3 separate regions of the Homo sapiens genome follow, and regions 2 and 3 are each linked to region 1. A link is a contact called in ENCODE Hi-C or POLR2A ChIA-PET data. All regions are on one chromosome and are shown on one strand. The core of a region is the stretch at or near the end of the contact, and the rest is flanking DNA. Distances in the headings are between cores, read along the strand shown. Region 1 holds the start of NDUFA6 (NADH:ubiquinone oxidoreductase subunit A6). Region 2 overlaps MEI1 (meiotic double-stranded break formation protein 1). Region 3 overlaps NFAM1 (NFAT activating protein with ITAM motif 1).

Region 1 (3,278 bases), core at 455-2,954:
ACCAGCTGCCTGGGCTTCAACCCCAATGCTGTAAAGTAACTTAGTCTCTTTGTGCCTCAGTTTTCTCATCTATAAAATGAGTATATCAGCCGGGGGCAGTGGCTCACACCTGTAATCCCAGCACTTTGGGAGGCTGAGGTGGGTGGATCACCTGAAGTCAGGAGTTTGAGACCAGCCTGGCCAACATAGCAAAACCCCGTCTCTACTAAAATACAAGCATTAGCCATGCATGGTGGTGCGCACCTGTAATCCCAGCGATTCGGAAAGCTGAGGCAGGAGAATGGCTTGAACATGAGAGGCGGAGGTTGCAGTGAGCCGAGATTGCACCATTGCAGTCCAGCCTAGGTGAGTCTCACTCTGTCTCAAAAAAAAAAAAAAAAAAGGGTATATCAACACAATCTCACTGGTGTGTTGTGAAGCCTAGCCAAGTTAATGTACCTAGAGAACTAGAGAACAGTGGCTACTAAGGACATCTAAGGACACTTTATACAAACCTTAACTGTGTTACAACTTCTTAAGTCAGTACTGAGGTTCAAAAGCTTCCATTTTATTATTATGCTTTATAATTTATATATGTTACGTGCTTTCTTTTGTATAGCTCACTTGAATATATATATACATTTTAGAAGATAATAAGGAAGAAAAAAAGTATATCTGGTTTTTTAACCCTTCGAAATGGGAAAGTTTGGAGTAGATGCTCAGCCCCGGCCCCTGGCCCTTCCCCAATACTCACAGGCTCCTGTCAACTACACCTTCAGAAAAAGACGGAGCCTCTTAGGCAGCAGTCAGGCAGGTGGGGGCGATCTGTCAGGTGACCTAGACTCTGGGCCATCTCAGTTTCCTCACCTGTAAAATGGGGATGCTGAGGTACCTACCTGACCTATGAGAGCGGAGAACACTGAGATATCTTGCCCATGGCCTGCCCTGTGGTTAGCTGTCGTTTTTTCCTTGACACTTGTAGGCTCCTCTTCATGTTTACATAACCTCAGTGGGAAAACGCCAGCGAAGAGAGACACTCAGAATGGACGATCTAAAGTTCCTTCCAGCTTCCAAATTCTGGGCTGGTTTTCAGAGATCCAGGGCTCGGGATGCGAATGTCCCTGTCTACGATGGGGCTGCCGTTACAGCCTTCCTCCCGGGGCTCTGGAGACGCGCCAGCTCTTTGACACCTCTCCTGCGCTAAGGAAGAGTTGGTTTACAGAAAAGTAAGTATATCCTGGCCCTGCAGAAAGCCGCCAGGCGGCAGGACAAGCCCCACCGCAGCCCAGGCGCCATTATCTGCCTCAGCAGTTACCTCGGGGTCCCGCCACGAGGAGGTTCTTCAAGGCCTGCGCGCCCACGGACACTACCAAGGAGCGCGGCGGGCAGCCGGATAGCAGGACGCTGAGGGAAACCCCGCAGTCGCTCGGCGTCCCCGGCGCCAGCTCACGACCCAGCGACCTCCTGCGGCCCGAGCGTCCCCTGGCGGCAACGCCGGCTCGTTAGAGCGAGCGACAGATGGTGTAGTCCAAAGGCCAAGCGGCGTTTCTGTAGATGAGCATGCGCAGCACCCACCGTTCGCTCAGCCAGAGAGAGGCTTCCCAGCCAATCCGAGAGCCTCAGAGTCATCCTCCCGCCCACCCAGCATACAGGCGGGGCGTTCCTCCTTAGCCAATGGGAAAAGACATTCGCCCGCGGTCCGCACGCGCTGCTTGCAAAGGGGTGGGGTTGTGGAGTGGATGCTTTGGCAAGATGGCGGGGAGCGGCGTCCGCCAAGCTACTTCTACCGCCAGCACCTTCGTGAAGCCCATTTTCAGTCGGGACATGAACGAGGCCAAGCGGAGGGTGCGCGAGCTCTACCGCGCCTGGTATCGGGAGGTGCCGAACACTGGTGAGAGGTAGCGGCTTACGTGGGGACCCGGAGGCCGCCGCTCAAGGTCGTAGCCGGCCCGGCCGGGGTTTCTCATGGGCCCAGCTGAGGTCACCAACTTGGGCAGAGGCGACTGCGGGTGCTTCAGGGGAAGAGGGTCACCCGAGCCTACCATGGGCCGGACCTGGCGGCGGCGCGGTGGTCAGACCGGCCGTGCCTAGCATTCGTACGTGCTATCGGAGCTTTGGTCTCTTTTGTCCTTCGCAATTGGCGGGAGGACGATGACTGTCAGTGACACACTCACTTTGTGGGTGAGGCAGCGGAGGCACCGAGAGGTGAAGTGATGTGCCCAGGGCCCAGGCCGAGCCACTGTTGTACCCAGAACCCAAAGTCTAGAGTTGCAGAGTGTAATTATAGATGCCCGTTGGATTTTTTTGTTTGTGACAGAGTCTCGCTGTGTCGCTCAGGCTGGAGTGCAGTGGTGCGATCTCGGCTCACTGCAAGCTCCGCCTCCCGGATTCACGTCATTCTCCTGCCTCAGCCTCAGCCTCCCGAATAGCTGGGATTACAGGCGCCCGCCACCACGCCGGCCATTTTTTTTTGTATTTTTAGTAGAGACGGGATTTCACCGTGTTAGCCAGAATGGTCTCGATCTCCTGACCTCGTGATCCGCCCGTCTCGGCCTCCCAAAGTGCGAGAAAGAGGTGTTTTTGAGTGAGCTGGAGCACGGTGCCACTCCTCAGGGCTGTCGAGTCCCTGCTTGTGTGTGTGAAAAGGCGGTAGAATGTGGTGGTTAGGAGCACGGACTTTTCTTCAGGCGCTGCCCTCAACTAGCTGTGTGACCTTGGGCCAGTTATTTCATCTATTCCTCAGTTTCTTCATCTTTAAAATGGGAATAATAATTCCTTCTTCAGAAGGTTACTGTATTAAGTTAAAATATCTAGAGTGCTTAGAACAGGACTTGATGCATATTTAACTCATTAAATATTAGCTGCTGCCGTTGTTTTTGTTGTTATTTTTGTTATTTATAGGGCTTTCCTTAGCAGCAGCTTCCAAGCAGAACCCGGTTCTTTGACATATGAGAACTGTGTCTGCTCCACAGAGTCCCTGTCTTCAAGCTGACTTTTGGAAAAATTGCTACTGACCAGAACTTAAACCCACGCGATACTAGAGAAGGAGAAACTTGAGTGATCTGCTGGTTCAGGGACTGCAAATTCAGATGCCTTCAGGGGCAGGCAGATAAAAGATGTGTGTGGGGAGTGACTGTAGCAGTGTGTGTGTGTGTGTGTGTGTGTGTGTTTCGGGGTGGTGCATTCAAATTCAGCAGTTTGAAAACATAATGTTTGCCTGGCAGAATACTTCTAGGAGTACCCAGAACCCTCTCTGGTTGCAGGAGGAAGGTGCTGGGGGAAGGAGGACCACATTCAAA
Region 2 (3,278 bases), core at 391-2,890, 310 kb after region 1:
ATCAGGCCTGAGTTAGGGCACTGGAGGTAGCTAGGAGCAGGTAATTGCCTAGGTGTGAGCTGAGGGCCAGGGCAGAGCCAAGGACAAAATGCAAGTTTTCTCCTAGGCAGGTGACTGCAGACAGCTGGATGAGCCCAGCAGCCTCACACGGAAAATTAGGAAAGGTTTCTGTCCTAAACCAACCACAGGCAACAACCTGCAGGATTTGCCAGAGCATAGATTTGCCACAGCTTGTTGCCCCTCTAGAGGCCAAAGTTTAAAACTCATGTCACTTCTGTGTGCCCATCACTAGATTGGCACAGTATTGGGCGCAGTGTGAGGATACCACAGAGGCTAGCAGATGGTTTCCATGAGAAGTAGCCCACAGAGGAGCTCACGCAGGGCACTGTGATGACAAGGCCCTACAAGAGGGAGGGGCTGAGGGGAAGGAGGTGCTCTGTGGATAAGTCCACTGCTCTCCTCTTCCCTGCATCACCTTCTCGAACAGTAATAATGACAGTTAACCATGTGTGGCATTCCACGGCTTGCCATGCTGCACTTTAAGGTCGCAGGCTGGCTTCTGCCTCCCCGTCTGGTCTTTTCTGCTCCATTCATTCCCCACCTTCTCATCACACAGAGCACCTCACCACTCCCCAAATATACAGAGCATGTCCTGAATTTGTGCAGCTTCATGCCTTTGCTCATATTGTTCTCTCTACTTGGAATGCCTTCTCCCACTATCTTTGCTGAGTACAATCTTATCCTTAAAGACTACAAGTTCCCTAAGGGTAGGACACATGCTATATTCATTTTTTATTCCTCTGTGCCAAGAATAGAGCCTGGAGTGTAGGTAAACCTTATGTGTTAAGTGGATTAATATGAAACAACCTCACAACAATCCTGAGATGTTTTCCCCATTTTGTAGGAAAGGAAACTGAGCTCAGAAAGGGTAAATACCTTGCCAAGGTCACACAGCTAATAAGCCCCCAGAGCTGGGACCAGAACTCAGGATCTTCAACACTCCTTTGAGTGCCACCCCATGCCTCAAAGCCACAGGAGTTAAAGACTAACCTGCAAACTGCCCTTGTGCTGCTGGGCAGAGAAGGAGGCAGTGAGCAGCCAGGCAGAGCAGAGGAGTGCAGTCCTGGGAGAATCTGCCTTTGCCAAGGTGAGGGCCAGCATCTTCTCCAGAAGCTCCATCAGGCCTGTGCTGCTCAGGAGCACTGCAGCAGCTGTCGGGGGTGGGCAAGGCAGGGCCCACAGGAGTTACAGAGGAGCTTCAGCTAAGTGCCACTATGGTGCTTAGCACCTGATTGGGGCTTCACAAACAAACAGAGGATCATCCTGAGGCTCTAAGGGTCCCAGCTTCATAACAGAAGCTCAGGTTATTAGAGCCAGAAAGGACCTTATGACCACCAGCCACACACACAACCCTATTTGTTTTTTTAAGATGAAAAAGTTGAGATACAGAGGACCACAGACTGCCCAGCACTCTTCACTGTCCCAGCCCGGGCCCCTGCACCTCTTTTCTGACTGCTGGGTGTGGTCTGATGAAGGCTCCAATACAGGAAGTTGAAGGAGGGCTGCAGGATGTCCACGTCAGTGGGGCTGCACTTCCCACACAGCTTGCTTACTGCAAGAGATGAAAGTCCCCAGTCGGCCTGTCGCAAAACACTCACACTTGTCATAGGTGGTAGCCTGCGACTGGCTATTTCAGATGTCAGTCTTGGGGAGCAAGCACAAACTAAGTATCCCTGATATTACAACCAATGGAAAGAAACACAGTGACAAACCTTAAGGCACATTCACACCCTCCATCTAGACAAACATCAGGCAAGCAGCCTACAGCTGCACATCACAGAAAGACTTTAGGATTTCAAAGGGATCCATCCTGTGAACATCGTCACCACCTTCCCAAGGGAACTTTAACAGTCGAATGAAGTGCAGTTCCCTGCACTTGCCACATCCCCTCTCTCACATCACTTCATTTAGCTAACTCCTCTTGTCCCCGTCAGCAATCAAGATTCAGCTCAGGCCTCCGCAGTGGCTTACGCCTGTAATCCCAACACTTTGGGAGGCAGAGGCAGGCAGATTGCTTGAGCCCAGGAGTTCAAGACCAACCTGGGCAATGTGGTGAGACCCCGTCTCTCCACAAAAAAATACAAAAAATTAGCTGGGCATGGTGGCACACACTGGTAGTCCCAGCTACTCGAGAGGCTGAGGTGGAAGGATCGCCTGAGCCCGAGAGGTAGAGGCTGCAGTGAGCAGTTATCATGCTATTATACTTCAACCTGGGTGACAGAGTGAGACCCTGTCTCAAAAAAAAAAAAAAAAAGAAAAGAAAAAAATTCAGCTCAAAGTTCATCTCCCCCTTGAAGCCTTCCTTAACCTCTCAAGGCAAGATTAGATGTGCTTCTGCATTCTCCCAGGCCTCATCAGTGCAACATTACACTGTAGATATCTATAGAACATATCCCTTTACTCTTGGGAACTCCCACTTCCCATCTCCCTATCCCCATCCTAATATGAAACCTACCTACAGCTCCATTCACTTTTTGGCAGCCACATCACACCCTGACTTCGGTGCTCACCCAGACAAGCAGGTCTCAGCTCCCTCCCACACCAGTACCTCCACCCCGAACCACAGTCCTCTACTCTCTGCTGTCATATAGAAGTGCTCAAGGATTATATGTAAATGTCCTATTACATTTCATGTGTGGGTTTCAGCCTGTTACTCCCTGTCAGAGGCTCTTCTGAAGGCTGAGTTTGTCACACACAGATCCCCCTCCTAGCTTAGTGTCAGCCTTGATCTCACAGACAGGCTGGTGATGACTGGCACCAGGCTGAGGCCATCTGCAATGCGTCCCCAGTGGCCTTTTTTTGAATCTGACACTGATGTTCTCATGAGGTGGACTGGGCTCCAGGCAGGGAAGATGCCCCATCTTCACCTGTGGCTACAGGAGCTGGGGGGTCCACAAACACTGAAGACATGTCATTTTTCCTATTCATTTCAACCTTCCCTCAGCAAATCTTCCTGCAGGTGCTGCCTGTGAAGTGATGGCAGCATCATGAGTTGAGAAACCGAGGAGGTTTGGGGTGTGGGTAAGAAAAAAGCCTGGAGAACTGTGAACTGGATCATCAGATCTGAGTCAATTGTAGGATGAGCTGGAGAGCTGACCTTGTGCCAGGAAAAAAGGAATCTGCATGAATAGGATCTGTTGAAGGTCTACTGTGTGTCAAGCACTGTGTGACATTCTCTATCTAACTAGATAAGTATTCCTTATCTTAACAACTAGATA
Region 3 (3,278 bases), core at 262-2,761, 310 kb before region 1:
AGGCCAGAGCCAGTGACAGCAGAGGAAGACTGGACACTGGACCTGGCTGGCACCACTAGGGGCCCACCCATGGCTGCTGGCTCGGTCCCTGGGGCCCTGCCCCACTGGCACTGGTCCCAGTAGCTTGGGTCCCTACCAGCCAGGTGCTCTGTCCAGGGACATCACCTCGTGTGGGCCTTTTCCATTTCCTGTGTCTCCAGGTGCAGGAATGGCTTGATGCAGGTCTTGTAGGCATTTGCCATGTTTCCCTGGAGAGGGTGAGTGGGAGGGACTGAGTGATGAATCTCTGTGTGACCTCATGACAATCTGCCATCCTTTCCCCTGGGGGGTCTGTGCGGGGAGGAAGACGAGAGCCACTCATCCCTGGCCCTGACTCCTTTCTCCCTACAGAAGCGGATGCGGGGTCCAGGGAAGGACCCCACCAGGAAGTGCCCAGATCCAAGATCTGCCAGCAGCCCCAAGCAGCATCCTTCAGAATCTGTCTACACAGTGAGTCCCGGGGCCCCCGGCTCCCTCCACCTCTTTCAGGCCTTAGGCAGAGTCTGTCTTGTACCAGGGTCTGTCTGGCTCAGTCTTGTACCAGCTGTGTGGACTCTCCTAGCCTCAAGTTCCTCATCTATAAAATGGGGATAACAATTCTTACCTCATGGAATTTCTCTGAAGCTGAAAAGAGATGACACGTGCAGGGCTCCTGGAAGGCATACGAATGTCAGGTGCCCCCCATGCCCTGTTCCCCTCCTTGGCATGGATCCTCATTCTGGGACAAGGGGTAGTGACGGCACAAGTTGGCGAAGAATGAAGAAAGCTCCTTCATCTGACCAAACAGCTCTTACCACTTCCTCCTGTTTTTATTGTATAAACAACAAAAATCACAAAAAGAGGAAGAGGTCAGGCGCCATCCCACGCCCTTAACACATCAGTGATTTGTAATGATTTGCTCTCTCCCCTCCTGGCACATGCAGATATTATCTTACATGGTCACAATCACAGCGCAGACATGCGTTGGGACCCTGTTTGTTCCACTCTCTGCTGTGTTGTAGGCATTTTCTGAAACAATTTTCCTGGAGATGTGGGTGCATCTCCAGGAAGTGGAAGGTGGGTGCAGCGTAGGGGCCGAGGAGGCCAGGCTGCCCCAGCCTGGCCAGCCAGCCAGCATGCAGCCCTCTGCCCAGCGGCTGGGGCCGGGGAGGGCTGGGAACACTCTTTTTGCTACGTTCCTTTCGGCTCCACGAACAACATATGCTCCAAGTAGAGCAAGGGAAGAAGAAATGCCACCCAGTGCCAGCTGGGGTCCCCATCTCGTGAGATCTGGCACCGCCAGGTGGGCTCCCCACTCCACGCCTGGAAGGCACACAGCCCTTCTGGGGCCCTGCAGGTTCCCAGGTGCACGCTCCCCAGGTGCACGCCCCCCAGGTGCACGCCCCCTGGCTGCGATGGTGCTTGGGTTCTGCTCGTACGTGCTGTCGTTTCTGTTCCCACAACATTGACTCACCCTAATAACGCCACAGAACACCACACAGAGGACGCCCAGGATACAGCCTTGTCTGCTGAGGATGGGGCGGGTGGCAGCGAGGCCAAGGAAATGTCCCTGTGGGGCAGTGCCAACAGTTCCAAGTGGAATGTGATGGTTCTCAAAGGGCTTTCAGCTTCCCCATCCTGGGGAGTTTCTGTCAGCCACGGTTTTGCACGTGGCCGGAGACTTCCTCATACTCTCTCCTGTCTCCCAGCATCTCATAGTGGTATTTTCCCTACCAGGGATTCTGGTGTCAACTGTTAGATGAAAATATTTCTCTCTCTCCCTCTCACTCTCACTTTCCCTCTCCCCCAGCATACACATATGTGAGATATATATATATATATATAAAAGAAGAAAATAACCAGCATCCTAATCCCATCTTCTTCCAGGATAAATACTAAGAACATTGACTAATATATTTTCCAGTATTTTTTCTATAAATATATACAAAGAAACCCATACGCACTCACACATACTTCTTTTTTAATTGGAGCAATACAGCTATTTTTTTCATGAACATCTTTCCACGTGAATAAATATCTTTCTATGAGATTATGTTTAACGGAAGAGCTCTTTTGAGCAGAGCTTCTTTTTGCCTGGGTTTCACAGCCTCTAGGATGCAGGCCGACTTCTCTGGAGTGAGGTGAACAGACCTAACTGCCTGCAGAGTTGCAGGCCAGCTTGGAGAGTAGAGGTCATAGAACTTTGCCAAGCCCTTGACATAAGGGTCTACCAACTGGGATTGGGCCTGGGCGGAGAAGAGTGACAGTCACAACGATGATGGTATCAAGAGCCATTTGTTGTGTACCTACTATGTGCCAGGGATCATGGCAGGACTTTACACCTGTTATATTTTATCAATCCTCTTGATAAGGTTTTAGGGTAAAGGTTTTGTCCCCATTTTCACTTTCTTTACTTTTCTTCTTTTCTTTCTTTTTTTTTTTTTTTTGAGCAGAGTCTCGCTCTGTCGCCCAGGCTGGAGTGCAGTGGCACGATCTTGGCTCACTGCAAGCTCTGCCTCCCAGGTTCATGCCATTCTCTTGCCTCAGCCTCCCAAGTAGCTGGGACTACAGGTGCCCGCCACTGCGCCCGGCTAATTTTTTTGTATTTTTAGTAGAGACGGGGTTTCACCATGTTAGCCAGGATGGTCTCGATCTCCTGACCTCGTGGTCCGCCCACCTCAGCCTCCCAAAGTGCTGGGATTACAGGTGTGAGCCACCGCGCCTGGCCTTCCTTTGGATTTTCTACGAACCCAGTCATGTCATCTATGAATAATGCAAGTTTTACTTTTTCCTTTCCAATCCTCATTATTTTATTTTATTTTTATTATTTATATTTATTATTATTTTTTTTTGAGACAGAGTCTTGCTTTTGTCGCCCAGGCTGGAGTGCAACGGTGCAATCTCAGCTCACTTCAACCTCTGTCTCCCCTGTTCAAGCGATTCTCCTGTCTCAGCCTCCTGAGTAGCTGGGATTACAGGAGACCACCACCATACCTGGCTAATTTTTTTGTATTTTTAGTAGAAATGGGGTTTTGCCATGTTGGCCAGGCTGGTCTCGAACTCCTGACTTCAGGTGATCCACCCGCCTCGGCCTCCTAAAGTGCTGGGATTACAGGCGTGAGCCACCACGCTTGGCCTGTTTTATTTTTTTTTTTGAGACAGGGTCTTTCTCTGTCACTCAGGCTGGAGTGCAGTGGTGTGATCTTGGCTTACTTCAACCTCCACCTCCCGGTCTCCAGCTATCTTCCCACCTCAGCCTC

What was found. A loop is a pair of places that touch in the nucleus more often than their neighbours do. ChIA-PET counts read pairs that join two places held with the same protein, here RNA polymerase II (POLR2A). Pooled maps may share reads with other maps.
Region 2: a loop to region 1 is called in a pooled map, with 12 times the contacts of the local background. The contact joins the enhancer-like site here to the promoter of NDUFA6 in region 1. A Hi-C loop is called at or near these places in 7 of 50 pooled maps. POLR2A ChIA-PET finds 5 or more read pairs at or near these places in 7 of 52 experiments (CD4-positive, alpha-beta T cell, CD4-positive, alpha-beta memory T cell, GM10248 and 3 more).
Region 3: a map of B cell shows a loop between it and region 1 (10-fold over the local background). The contact joins the enhancer-like site here to the promoter of NDUFA6 in region 1. A Hi-C loop is called at or near these places in 2 of 168 maps with a recorded cell type or tissue (B cell and OCI-LY7) and 5 of 50 pooled maps. POLR2A ChIA-PET finds 5 or more read pairs at or near these places in 2 of 52 experiments (AG04449 and HEK293).

Annotation. Positions count from the first base shown.
Region 1 is chr22:42,089,198-42,092,475 of GRCh38, reverse strand. It overlaps NDUFA6 (NADH:ubiquinone oxidoreductase subunit A6), which reads left to right and starts at 1,704. Exons shown (of 3, transcript NM_002490.6): 1 at 1,704-1,870. The coding sequence starts at 1,732. It overlaps NDUFA6-DT (NDUFA6 divergent transcript), which reads right to left and starts at 1,543. Exons shown (of 5, transcript NR_034118.2): 1 at 1,295-1,543; 2 at 876-1,179; 3 at 244-357.
Region 2 is chr22:41,779,618-41,782,895 of GRCh38, reverse strand. MEI1 (meiotic double-stranded break formation protein 1) reads right to left here. Exons shown (of 31, transcript NM_152513.4): 23 at 1,502-1,612; 24 at 1,051-1,211. Among named protein-coding and RNA genes, the nearest start is that of CCDC134, 19 kb to the left of the region's middle. RefSeq lists enhancers at 1,221-1,270, 1,421-1,520, 1,531-1,580. Within about 2 kb of position 1,640, at least 12 of the 41 ENCODE cell types and tissues checked have a DNase peak (open chromatin) inside an H3K27ac peak, as active enhancers do; they include CD4-positive, alpha-beta T cell, where a contact is called at or near this core.
Region 3 is chr22:42,395,069-42,398,346 of GRCh38, reverse strand. It overlaps NFAM1 (NFAT activating protein with ITAM motif 1), which reads left to right. Exons shown (of 6, transcript NM_145912.8): 4 at 391-489. Among named protein-coding and RNA genes, the nearest start is that of LINC01315, 28 kb to the right of the region's middle. RefSeq lists a silencer at 1,230-1,524. Within about 2 kb of position 1,511, at least 9 of the 41 ENCODE cell types and tissues checked have a DNase peak (open chromatin) inside an H3K27ac peak, as active enhancers do; they include B cell and OCI-LY7, where a contact is called at or near this core.